2 separate regions of the Homo sapiens genome follow, and region 2 is linked to region 1. Evidence: chromatin contacts called from ENCODE Hi-C or POLR2A ChIA-PET data. All regions are on one chromosome and are shown on one strand. The core of a region is the stretch at or near the end of the contact, and the rest is flanking DNA. Distances in the headings are between cores, read along the strand shown.

Evidence for each region. A loop is a pair of places that touch in the nucleus more often than their neighbours do. ChIA-PET counts read pairs that join two places held with the same protein, here RNA polymerase II (POLR2A). Pooled maps may share reads with other maps.
Region 2: a pooled map shows a loop between it and region 1 (2.4-fold over the local background). The contact joins two enhancer-like sites. A Hi-C loop is called at or near these places in 1 of 168 maps with a recorded cell type or tissue (PC-3) and 11 of 50 pooled maps. POLR2A ChIA-PET finds 5 or more read pairs at or near these places in 3 of 52 experiments (PC-3, Panc1 and activated CD4-positive, alpha-beta memory T cell).

The regions. Positions count from the first base shown.
Region 1 is chr11:128,178,069-128,184,945 of GRCh38, reverse strand. LINC02725 (long intergenic non-protein coding RNA 2725) reads right to left here. Exons shown (of 6, transcript NR_183639.1): 5 at 4,323-4,486; 6 at 1,390-2,145. Among named protein-coding and RNA genes, the nearest start is that of LINC02098, 27 kb to the left of the region's middle. Within about 2 kb of position 4,330, at least 2 of the 41 ENCODE cell types and tissues checked have a DNase peak (open chromatin) inside an H3K27ac peak, as active enhancers do.
Region 2 is chr11:128,324,909-128,331,370 of GRCh38, reverse strand. The region is part of intron 1 of LOC124902787 (a long non-coding RNA gene); the gene reads left to right. Among named protein-coding and RNA genes, the nearest start is that of LINC02098, 120 kb to the right of the region's middle. RefSeq lists an enhancer at 6,013-6,462. Within about 2 kb of position 2,095, at least 9 of the 41 ENCODE cell types and tissues checked have a DNase peak (open chromatin) inside an H3K27ac peak, as active enhancers do.

The sequences.
Region 1 (6,877 bases), core at 3,081-5,580:
TAATTCGGTAGTAAGGGCTACTGAGAAAGAAGGACCCTATTTAGCCAAGGAGTAGACTCCGGAAAATGCAAGGCAAGTTGAATGGAAGGAGAGGAATCACACAGAGCATAGAGCAGAGGTTATGAAATAAGAGAAAATATCCATCACAATGATGACCTTCTTTGGTCATCAGAACCAGAACACTGAAGTTATCATTGCGTTTTCACTGTCCTTGATTCCATTAACTAAACTGGCCGTGAACTTTTGCCAGTTTTACTCTAAGATTTTCCTCCTATCTATCCTTTCTTTCTGGTCACCCATCCCTGCATTTATTAGTACTCTTCAGGTCATTGTTCTTTTCCCAAGTTTATCCTTCACAATCCTACTCATCTTCCATGTGTTTCCACTGCATAAATGCCACTCTCTGCCCTTAAAATATAAACTCATAGCCCTTTCCCTACAATTCTGAACTTGTTACCACTACTCAGGTCAGCACATCCAAAGGCCCAAGAGCAGAGCAAGCAATTTAGGGTAGAGGAGTATTTGAGGACACTGGGAATATATGCCCATTAGATTGTTTCTCTTACCACTCTGGGAGATGTTCTTGCCCATTCTTAGTCCCCATATGATCCCCATCTTATTCCCATTCCCCATTGTGACCATGCTTCTCTGGCCACCATTATTTGGTCCAGTAGATGGTGCTTGGTCAAATTGGGCCAAGTAATATCTTTTAGATGGACAAATTAAATTAAGCACTAGAGAGATTCTGTTGTTTTTCTAAGAGTGTGGATCTGTAATATGTACATTTGGAAGAGATCAACCCTTTGATCTGAAGAAATAGAGAGAAACAGCAACAAGAAGAGGGTGGGGGGTGTTGGGAGGGAGGAAGAGAGAGTCAGAGAGAGAATGCACACAGTTGTACAAAAAGGAGTAAAATTGAGGAATAGAAATAGACTCCTGACAACACGTAAGTCAGTAGTTTAAATTCATTCCTAAACTTTGTCTGCTTTTTACCCCTAGATCTTGTGGGATATCGTTTTCTTCAGTTGAACTTGAATGGTTTCCATTTTGTATGTCATCAAGGGTTTGATGAAGTCAATCCTTCTTTCAGTTTTGCCCCATCCTAATGTCTGCTATTGGGCATTCTTATGTGATAGTTTGGTAAGTTGGATGGTATCATTTCTATACTTGACAGTTATGTCTAAAATATACATGATTTGTTTGCTGAAGTTAAATGTGTGTTCTTAAAGTGTCTGTCATTTGCTGCACTGGAAGAAAAGAGCAAATGAAGTCTATTTTTACAGTGGGCAGTTGTGTTTTACTTTATAAAAATGAATGATCAAATTACAAAAGAATGATTTACAACTGTTATTGAGGGTGTTAGATATTTGACCAAAAAGATAAGACCTAGGCATGCTTAAAACCTTTATGTTCACTTTCAGTTGAAAAACCAATGCAATGAAAGTAAGGCACATCTGAAAAGACAGTCTGTCAATAGAAGAGTAGGATCCCATCTGTAAATATGCACACAAATTTTCCCAAATATACACACACTACATGAAGCAATATGGGGCTGAGAGATTTGGGAAGGGTCATAGAGATGAAAGGCAAGGAGCTAGCATTTATTCAGTGCATACTGGGCACCAAGCACTTAGTACATGTGTGTTTAACAAGTTATACAATTTTCTATAAAAACCCTATTACATATGTACTAATCATCCCTTTTTGCAGAGAAAGAAATTGAGACTCAGATAATTTAAACCATTTATCCAAGACCATGTGCCTATTGGAACTAGTATTAAAACACAGATAGCTCTAATTTCAGAGTCCATGACCCTTCCCTGTCACTCTTCTGCCTTCCGGTTTCAAGCTGTGTGCCCTGACCTCCTGTGGAGTAGGAGCTTACAGATCACAGTCAGTGGATTCTTAGAATTCACTGTGGTGGCACAGTTGAATCTACAGGTTTATCTCTACTTGGTCTCAACCAGATATCTTCCACCTACATATGCTTGACTCAGTGTGCTGGGCTTCTTGTGTAAGGTTTCTTCTGGAAAAAATACTTCATTGCTTTAAGAAGTTTGAAAGCCATCATCACAAGTCCAAATAGGTAGTGTTTGTCCAAGTTTAATCCCATTTTCTCCAAGTTTAATCCCATTGCATCTAGGACTTTGAAAAGAAACAGATTATGACTTTCACTTTTTTTAAAAAAAAAAGCTTAGTTTTTTAAAAACTGAAGTGTAAATAGAGAAGATTGTCTATAGTATATGCATCAGAAAACCCCTCCTGAAACAGGGAAATCAACTTGTATACAATCAGAGTGGTAAGGAGAGCAAGGAGATAATCATTACATGACAATTACCAAATAACAACTTTTAAACTATAGGTACAGTTCCTTTATGAAGTAAGTGTGCAAAACTACAATGGCTCTAGCTTCAAAACAGTCTAAGAGCATCTAAGAATAAATACTTTCTTATTTTAAAAGGCATGCATATCCCCAAATTCAGCATCAGCAAGCAAGCAAACGAGATCTGGGTTTCTGCAAGCCACATGGTACAAAGATGGTTTGGACCTGACCCACTTTCATGGTTCTGGTTTTCCCTGTGTAGCTGTTTTCATTGCATAATTGCGTTGCTGATTGAGCGTCGGTCACCTTAGGCATTGGGCTGAGAAGCCAGGGGACACTATTGCAGAGCCTGTTGCTTATGACAGGGGTTAACATTGAAGCACCACAGAATGGTATTCAGTATGGTGGAAGCAGTCTCAGGCCTCAGGCCACAAGGGTGGAAAGCAGCTGAGCTGGGGAGGTTTTGTGGTATTGATTACAGAGTAACAGGAGAGGAGGAACTAAGGCGGAATGTGCATGTTCAAGTCCTGACCACCTAACCTCTCAGATCCTCAATGTGAAATGGCATTAATAAATGAAGTTTATAATGAGGTTAATCATCAAAAAGTTGTATTTAAAAAATAGGCCGGGTATGGGGGCTCATGCCTGTAATCCCAGCATCTTGGGAGGCCAAGGCCGGCGGATTAGCTGAGGTCAGGAGTTCGAGATCAGCCTGGCCAACATGGTGAAATCCCATCCCTACTAAAAATGCAAAAATTAGCCAGGTGTGGTAGTGGGCACCTGTAATCCCAGCTACTCTGGAGGCTGAGGCAGGAGAACTACTTGAGCCTGGGAGGTGGAGGTTGCAGTGAGATGAGATCATGTCACTGTACTGTAGCCTGGCTGACAGCAAGACTCTGTCTCAAATAAAAATAATAATAAATGACATAATGCATGCTCCTGTTTCTTTCCTCCTACTATATTCTTCACATTGTACTTTTTGTTCAATGTCTGTGTTTCCCACTGGACTATAGTTCCTGGGGTCGAATATGATGTTGTTCTTGGAGGCTGCTATATAACTGACAATCAGCCCAATGCCTTGTACAGAGATGTACCTGGACATACTTCTGCTGAACGAATGAATGAATGAGTTTAACAGTATTTTGTTAAGTATACAGAATTGTTACTTGAGCTTTTGCCATTTCTTGACTGCTAACTGGTTAATTTCTTATCCAGAGAAAACCCTCCTACTCAAAAGTTGTTTACAGGGAATGACGCCCTTGAGTCACATCACAGTGATAAAATATGTACTCGGCAATCCCTCCTCACCCCCAAACTGGCCTCTTGCAATCTCCACCACATGATGATCCCGTGACGTCTAGGAAACAGCCCATTCTGTAGAGAATAAAAAGCTGTCCATCTCTCATTGTTCCTCCTTATAACCTTCCTCTCCTGCCCTGGCTCCTCACCCCCATCCTTTTCTATTTTCTACTTCCTGATCCATCTTGTCCCCAGGCCACTACTTGAAGTATGAGCAGTCTCCCTGCCTTAGGCAATTGATAGGTCCAGGGACACCGAGGTCAGAGCACAGATTGTTTTCCAAGTGTCCCTGAAGCCCCTGTATGGTGCTGGGGAGTCAAGCCCAAGGAGGCAGTTCACAGGAAATGGGACTGAATTTGCAACAAGCGGCACAAAGTGGCACCGGATATCACCAAACAACCAAAACACTCATTGTTTTCTCCCCACCCTGTGACCCAGGCCTGGGTTTATAAAGAGACAGCAGCTGCAGTCCTGGAAATCCCAGGTGAACACTCAACAGAGGGCACTGTTAGAAGGAAGCCAGGTGCTAGGCTTTGAGTGAGGGATGTTGACTGAGATTTCTGGGGTTCCATTTTTGTCTAGAATTATGTTTGCCTAAGCAATGTGCAGGCGATAACAAGATTCTTGTGGAATTTCAGCATGGGAATGGTCCAATTGTGAGTCATTTCCTCAGTTACTTAGTCAGCAACCTGGTACTTACTGAAGGTCTTCTACATGCTGGGCACCAGGCTAGGGGTGGAGACAGACAAGGGAAGATGCTCAGCACATGAGCCTTCAGGCCAAAGTGAGCTTCTGTTCTAGTTCTCATTCTGCTTCTTACTCTCCGAGCAACCTCAAGCAGCTGTATGACCTCATGGAGACAAACTGTGAATATTAAACAGAGATAATACATATGAACATCCAGGGGCTCAATGGGATAATTTATGTATGTATCGAAGTTCCTGATTTCAAGATCTTGGTTATAGTTCTCTGCTCTTAACACTACTGCATAAGAGAATGATCTGGAGAAATTTTAAAGAATGCCAATGCCTAAGTCCCACCTCCAGAGATCCTAGGAACATTGCTCTATTTATGAAGCTTCCCACATCACTTAATGTGCAGCCAGGATTGAGGACAACTGTGTGACAAGACAAAATTAACACATGGCATAATTAGAGAAAAGTTGATCACAACATGTCTGCATTCCCTTTCAAATAACATTAGTCCTGATGGCAACATTCTCATCCAAATTATCCAGATGAGCTTTGCAAATTTCCAACAAACTCGTTGACTATCCAACAATTGTATTAGAGGCTTCTTCTAAAATCCATATTTACCTTCTTTTACAACATTTCCTTTATCTTTAGTAAAACTCTGGCCTCTTTCTCTTGCCTACCCCCTCCTCTGTGGACTGTAAAAATGTGAAAGATTTATCTCCAGAAGCACATTCGAGTTCACTTATAAGTTTCTCTATAAGTTCACTTCCCATGAAAGTTAAAACAAAGACAGCAAGGAGGAGAAATAGAGAATACTAAGTACCTTTTACAGTCCCCTCTCTCCACTCTCCCTCTCTCCACCTCCCCAAAATCCAGCTCATCTGATTTCTATTATGCCCATATAAATGTCTCCTAAGCCTTGGGCATTTGGGGACATTGCCAACTCCACAGCTACTTCATGGTTTCACATTCCCCTTGCTCCTGTAACTCTGGCCCAAAGCACCAACTAAGCTCTGACCTTGACTGTTGAAGACAGCATGAGCATCAAACACTTACATGTGTGTTTTATTCAATAATACTTTTAAGCCACTGTCTTCCTCCAGCAACATGACACCTGCCAATCCAGGAAATCAAATCCCTTAAGAAAGATCAGTAAACAAATCTTCCTGGAAACCTGCATTGGAGGTGAGACAATCAAATGCAACGATGTAAGTAATTATCCAAGGCCATTGCAAGGAGAATCAGGTGCTCCTGTCTCCCACTATGCAACACAAGGCCTAGTTCTCTAGTTACAGAGCACAATGTTGCTGTAATAGCCTAATTGATTTATAATGTTTTTCTCTGTATTGCAGCATGTGTGCAATTAGTTACTGAAAAGGAAACACAGCTCAGCTCAGTTGCTGCATCTGCTGCTAGTCAGGGACATACAATTTCATGCCCTATTTTCCAGATGGCTTGATTAACATTCAGAGGAATCTAGTGGCTTGGCCAGAGCTGCAAAAGAAGCAGGGGAAGCTCAGGTATAATTGGACCTGGGAGAACCACCTCAGATAGAAAGAAAGCAAAATCTCGAAATGCAAGCCAAACCTGCAATACTGTGAGAAGGAGTAAAAGATGGGGAGTGGCTCTTTTTCCTCCATTTATTCATATATCAGTTCATTTATATAACAAATATTCAACGAGTATTTCATAAGTACCAGTTTTCTGTTAATTTCACAGTGGTAAGCCAACAAATATGTTCCATGCTTTAGGGAGTCCACAGTAAGTGGGGGAAGCACATATTAAATAGAGAGCCACACATATAAAAATGTGAGTGTGGGGCTGAGCATGGTGGCACATGCCTGTAATCCTGGCACCATAGGAGGCCGAGGCTGATGGATCACTTGAGGTTAGGAGTTCAAGACCAGCCTGGCCAATATGGTGAAATCCCAACTCTACTAAAAACACAAAAATTAAGCAGGAGTGGTGGTACATATCTGTAATCTCAGCTACTCGAGAGGCTGAGGCAGAAGAATCACTTGAACCCAGAAGGAACAGGTTGTAGTGAGCTGAGATCATGCTACTGCACTCCAGCCTGGCCAACAGAGGCAGACTCTGTCTCAAATATATATATATATATATGTATATGAGTCTGGGAGTGATATCTGTTAAGAGGAAAGTATAGTACAGGCAGAGAAGTACAGGTTTCCCTGAGGAAGAACTGTTAAATATGAGACCTGAGGAAGGGGTAGAGATGATCTCCAGAGAGGAGGAAAGGCATTTCAGAAAGAGTCCATAGCAGATTAGAGAACAGATCTTGGTGAATGTCAGTAATTTTAGAAAGGCCGGTGTATCTACAGCCTGACGAGAGGGAGGAGGTGGTATAGGGTGAGTCTGCAAATGTCAATTAAGTGCGGGGTAAATGGAGGCTTTGGGATTTCTATTAAGAATGTTGTATCTTTAAGTATGCAAGGAAGCCACTAAATTAGACATTTTAAGTAGAAGAGAAAACATGATTTAAATATTTAAACATTTGTTTTAATTGCTCCTTGGAAAACAGGGGCAAGATGGGAGTGTCATG
Region 2 (6,462 bases), core at 846-3,345, 150 kb before region 1:
CGTGTGTGTGTGTTAACTCTTTTAATTCTTGCAGCAAACCCATGAGTTAGATGATATTACTACCCTCATTTTATAGGTTAGGAAATGGAGGCATAGAATGTTGAGTAAGTTGCCCGAGGTTGCGGGACTAGCAGAGAAATCAGGAATCCAGGGAATCTAGTTTAGAGCCCTTACTTTTACATCACAGTCTAAGCCCTCATTGATAACAGTTCTGCAAAGTTAGAAAGTCATCACATTATACCCAGGTGTTTGCATTCCTGTAGCCACGTAAGGAGGACTTATTCAGTAGGACAAGAAATTGCAGTTTAAAAGAAAATAATATTGTAAAAGGAAATAGCTACACTTATTTAAGACCTAAAGTTCCATTCAGTGTTTGTCTATTTGATAAATGTTTGAAAAACATTTGAGGATGTCCTGGAAGTAGAGATAAAAGACTTACTCTAGAAAGACAGACATAAGTAAAAGTGAATCATATGCTGAAAGATACTGGGACCTCTGATGAACTTATGCAAGATTAATGTAATTTCACAGGTATTTGGAAATGACACTTTGACAATCTGAACAATGGTGAGGAGACTACAGGGAGAGAGGTTTGGAAGTAACACATATATCGAAGTCTGATGTATTGGCTTAAAATATAATGCCATCTTGGCTTTTCTAATTCAACAAGTAAATATGTATACATACATGTAAAATGTCATCTGAATTGAATGGTAAAATATAGAAATTGGTGACTTTAGTTTGGGTAGCATCCAGAAAGAGAGGAGACCCCACTCTAGCTGGATGTTGTAATAACTTTCATATAAGGGCTATTTACAGCATGTGTGGGTGGAGTTTAAAACATGCACCAGGGGTTGAGCGGTGCCCTGGAATTGATGCCATCAGGAGGCAGCAGCTTTTGCCACCTCCAGGCCCGATGGCCACCAGGAAAGCAGCTGTGTGGAAAAGGATGCCTGATGAGACCTGACCTTGTATCCAGGATGCAGCCAGTCCATGGCAACCCCACAGGGAGAAGAATGGGACAATACATACAGCATCATCCCTCTCCTGCCTCCTCCCATTCTCCTGCCAGTGCTCACCAAAGACCAACCCCAGGGAGTAGCCAGAGGGCAAAGAAGGAGCCTGTAAGTCAGGCTCCTTAGGCATGCATTTTGGAGGGAGGGAAAGTGCATCTGGGGGTGCACCTGGAAGATAGCTAACTCAGTAACTGTTTGCATGTGGCAGTCAGAGAGGGGATGGAATGTGCCAGGAGTCTCAGGTCTTTGGGTATGGGCCAGGGAATATCGAGGATGTGCAAAATGAGGGGGAAATGCTGTGTATGTAACAAATTCATGTACAACTTCTAGTAGGTAATTATTTTATATCAACTATGGAGAGGGTGTGAGAGATATGGAAAGTGTCTACCATCAGTTTAGATAGGTGAGAGTTTAAACCATGGTGGCAAATGAGGTCTCGAGGGAGCCTGTGTATGTGGAGCAATTAGAAGAGATGACCAAAGGCCATGGGATCTCGGATTTGTAAAGATGTAATGAAGACACCGAGAGGAGGTAACCTGGGGGGTATTTCAACCTGGCCTTTTTCTATGTGCCAGGAGTCGTGGGTTTGTATTTGCTTTTTAAGGATTCCCACAGTTCTAAGGGGGAAATGCAGAGTGAATGGAATTTTAAGCTGAGAAATTAAAGACCTGAGCCTGTCTACTGGGCCTCAGAATAGAACCTCCACCGATGACCTTTCCTCTTCAAGCCTTCCGTACCTTTCTGGGGTAAAGTTATTTGACTACATGCTGCCTCGCAGAGTGTTTTCAAGGATAAATGAGATAACGTCTGTAAAGCCCCTGGAGAGGAAGCCCCAATCTAGATAAACACACCCTCTGGTATTTTTAGCCCCAGAGTGCTGGGTGTTCAGGATATGCCATTTAGCAATTCCTGGAGCCTTGAAAAGGAAAGAGAAAGGGGCGTTGTGGGGCCAGGATCAGTGGCATACAACAAATGTTTTTCGAGAAATCCCTCCCACCCTAAGTGTAAGAATCCACGTCAAAGGAAACAAACACCATGAGTAGATAAAACAGGAAGGTGACAGGTTTGCTTGCTTGCAATCAAGACGGGGGATGCCAAAGGGCTAGTTCTGGCTGCTGGCTCACTCTGAGGGGTGGGGGTCCAATGGCTGGCTCCTCCACTGATAATGAAACGAGGGTTAAGCAACTCTCTGTCCTGCAGAGAATGGCAGGAAACATCTTCATCACCCATGACTCCTTGAGAGAGTAGTGGGGTTTGGGGAGGTTGCATTTCCTTTCAAGATTCCAGAAAGGGTGCTCACACCCCCAGGGGCATGAATGCTGGCACGCTGACCCAACACAAGCAAGGCTGCCAGATGACCATGGGGTCCGGCCCGCCCTTCTGTCCCTATCTGCTTCATAAGCACAAAGCCCTTCAGAAAGTAACAACAGGAACCTTGGAATGATAACTCACTTGGAGAAAGGTCTTACAAGAGTTCATCGAGCTGCTTCATCAATGCTCTTTTCTTCCTTTCCATTCTGTAGGGAGAATGTTTATCTCTCAGTTTCATGTTATGGGCCTAATCTCTTTATATATGGAAAGGGAATAAAGTTTGAGTATCTCCTATGCTCCAGGCTGTGAGTTAAACATTTATATGCATCATGTCATTTAAATCTACATTTAACTCTACTCTGCTATGTCTATATTCTTTCCACAACTGTCCTGTTAAACTCAGAAACCAAAACTGGCACAGAGTTAAATCAGGGTGCCTGTATCAAGCTGCTCTGTCCCAAGTATCCAAACTGATTCATAGTAAGATTAATAGGAGAATGTAATTTTATTTCACCCTTGGTCATCTTGTTTTTATTTTCTTAAAGCAGATAGAGTGTGCCCTTTGTAGACACCCACTGAGATATGTAGACTTGCCTTTTAGGTAGTGTAGGATGAGTAATTGACTGTGAAGTTCGTATCATGTTCTCCTGGGCTTCTTTTTTTGTTTGTTTTTGAGATGGAGTCTCTCTTTGCTGCCCAGGCTGGAGTGCAGTGGCACGATCTCGGCTCACTGCAACCTCCACTTCCCGGGTTCAAGCAATTCTCCTGCCTCAGCCTCCCGAGTAGCTGGGATGACAGGCATGTGCCACCACGCCCGGCTGATTACCCCAGGTCTTCTTATGTTGAGTGGTTTAGTACCAGACCAGAAATCACTTGCAAAATGAAGAATTGGGAGAGATACAATTTCCTTAGAAGATGGGAAGGTTTTAATCAAACGAAGTCGTGAAACATTAGCTTTACCAAGAATTCAGTTCTCCTCATTAAACAAATGGAGCAATTGGGAACTGGGTGAGCTCAAATTCTCACAGCCTGCTGAGGGTAGAACTCGATTTAGAGTCCAACCCTCCTCACCCACAGCCTCATCATATTCTCCTTTATGTATATCATATTCCCTATATCTCCTGTTAGCTGATCCTCCCCCTTTTCAAAATATTTTCCCCTTAAACAATGGAAAGGGTCTGTAATAGTGCCTTCCCATGGAAAGTGTGCATAAGCATCTTGAATGAACAACTACACACCTAGAGTCATTTTACTCAAATTGTCTCTCAAATCTCTGGCTAGCTCTTCCTATTAAAAAATTTGGATTTGAATCGAGTTAGTTCCGACAGTGTAGACAGTAATTCCCTTGAAGTTACACAATGAAGAACAACTACTCCTTCTACAAAATGTGCCTTTTTTTTTTCTGTCTTCTCAGGGTTGTCCCTCATTTGGGGAATATTAAATATTACAGTTGCTATCAGTGCAAGTAATCACACCCCCATTGACAAGTCTCTGGCAGTGAATGCTTCTTACCAATGGAGAATTAGACAAAGTGACAGGTTTAATTCGCAGCAGGACAAAAAGGTGTTGAAAGTGTGAAGCGATTGTGCTCTGGGAGACACATCAATTACTTCCCTGACAGCCTGAAGGCAGTGGAGAAAGGGCTTTGTCTATGCCTAGAATATTACCTCCTTTCATCGTTCATCCCAGCTTCGATGTTCTTCATGATGTGAAGGTGGAGGAAATCAAGGTGCTTTCTTCATATCTGAGTATGGAAATTCCATTTCTGTGAAGTTTGAAAATGATTGGGTAGAAGTGAACTCCTAATGTGAAAAGGAAAGAATAACCCTTGCATTAGCATGCCCTTGGTAACTTGAGTCTCTTCAGTGAACCTCACCAACGTTCATCAGGACAGAGGGAATTATCAGCCTATTGAGTGGAAAGGTTAAATGAGTTTTATCATCTTCTCAGTAAGATGACAATTCTGGTGTCAGGTTTCATTTTGGTGATGAGTATCACTGTGGGGAGGGACAGCAGCATGCCCACGGCCTCTGGGGCCGCCTGCCTGAGGGGCAGCCGGGCAGAAGGACGTTGAGAGGGAAGGTGATGAGTTGGGGAGGGAGGCAGAAGGCACATTGTGCTCTCTGCTCCAGAGGGATGGTCTCTGCTCGCATGAGAGTGTCTGTGAGTTGCGTTGAGTTTCAGAACAACCTCTGCCAAATACATTTATGTCAATACAAATTTATATCATCCAACACAACACTACCATGAGTCAAGCCAATATGGAGTTCAGAACTCTTTTGTAAAAAAAATTAAATTTGTTTTCTAATTGCTTTTGTAAGGGAAGGGATGATTAAGGCTTCATATAACCAGACTCCATAGCTGATATGCAATAAATTTATGTTGAGTGAAAGAATACTAATTGAACATAATATTGTAGAATTTGATTTCTTCCTTAAGACCTTGCTACTCCAACTGTGCTCTGTAGATCACTAGCATCCCATTATCTGCAAAATTGATACAAAAAAATGTGAAATCCCAGGGTCCACTCCAGACAGATTGAATCAGAATCTGCATTTTATTAACAACAAATTCCACAGATAATTACACATCCATTAAAGCTTCAGAAGCACTGCTGTAAAATGCAATGCCCATAGTTGGATGGTTTCCACCAGGTGAATAGTAATATCTTTCGTGTTTGTTAAGCTTAATTATATTTTTTTTAAAAAGCTCAGATCTGGATAACTGGAAGAAGTATATAGCACAAAGCCTATTCATATTTTTTCTAGAAAAAATGTAGGTTTTAGAATAATTTCGTGATAAATCTCTCATTTCTACTTTTATTTGTTGTTGTTTTTGTTTTGTTTTGTTTTTTTGAGACGGAGTTTTGCTCTTGTTGCCCAGGCTGGAGTGCAATGGCACACTCTCGGCTCACTGCAACCTCCACCTCTTTGGTTCAAGCGTTTCTCCTGCCTCAGCCTCCTGAGAGTAGCTGGGATTACAGGCATGCGCCACCACGCCTGGCTAATTTTGTATTTTTAGTAGAGACAGGGTTTCTTCATGTTGGTCAGGCTGGTCTCAAACTCCCAACCTCAGGTGATCCACCCACCTCAGCCTCCCAAAGTGCTGGCATTACAGGCATGAGCCACCGCGCCTGGCCTTATTTCTACTTTTAAATACTACTATTTATCTATCAGCGTGCCTGAGTCCCTTAAAAGGTTTTGAGCTCTTGGAAAGTAAAGATCATATATCAATAATTCCTGTATATCCCTACAATTTTACATGGAATAACTACTTTTAAAATGCGTATTGAATAGACAATCAAACTTCTAGGTAAAAACAGATATTCTGTCTCATAAACACTGAACACTCTCTTCAAAACACAAATCATAATTCATAATTATATATTTCAGTGTCTGTTTCCTTAATGTCTTCTTCTACTAGATAATAAATTATATGAGAACAAGTCAAGGTTTGTCTCATTCACTCTTGTATTGCATTTGCCAAATTGAAGAATGTGTAACGGTAAGTTCAGGTGTTTCTAATGCTTAACTTAGCCAAATCAACAGGTGCTTTCTCCTTTGAGAAAAATCTTATTTACTTTATACAAGAATAATTATAACAATTGTCAGTTTCTGCCTGCTTCACTGCTTAGCAGATTGAAAATATCTATTACCTCCAAAAGGGGCCTAATTTGGACTTCCCTTGCTCCATCTACCTTCTCCCTCAGAAGGAAATTGTTTTCAATTCTCCATAGTAGAAACTCTCAGTTTCAAGCTCCAAGAACTATCAGTTGTTTTTTTTTCTCACTCTCAGAAGTGCCTTCCTCAAAGAAAGTCATACAGTGCCCACCCATCTGCAGCAGAGCCTCAGTCCCCCAACTTTTCTGCCACCCAACAAATAAGTGTAGCGCCCATCTGTCTGCAGCAGAGCCTCAGTCCCGCAACCTTTCTACCCCAAAACAAATAATGCATCTCCCCTTTTGTTTTTTGTTGGCACACAGCACGTCCTCCTGCCCGGGGCTTTGGTTCACACTGCTCTGGTGTGTGTGCATGAGTATATGTTGCTCTGTGTTTTGTGGTGTTTCTTTAGCAGCCTCTACCATTCTGTGGGTGTTTTCTCGATCCGAAGTGGAACCACTGAGTCTATGACACCC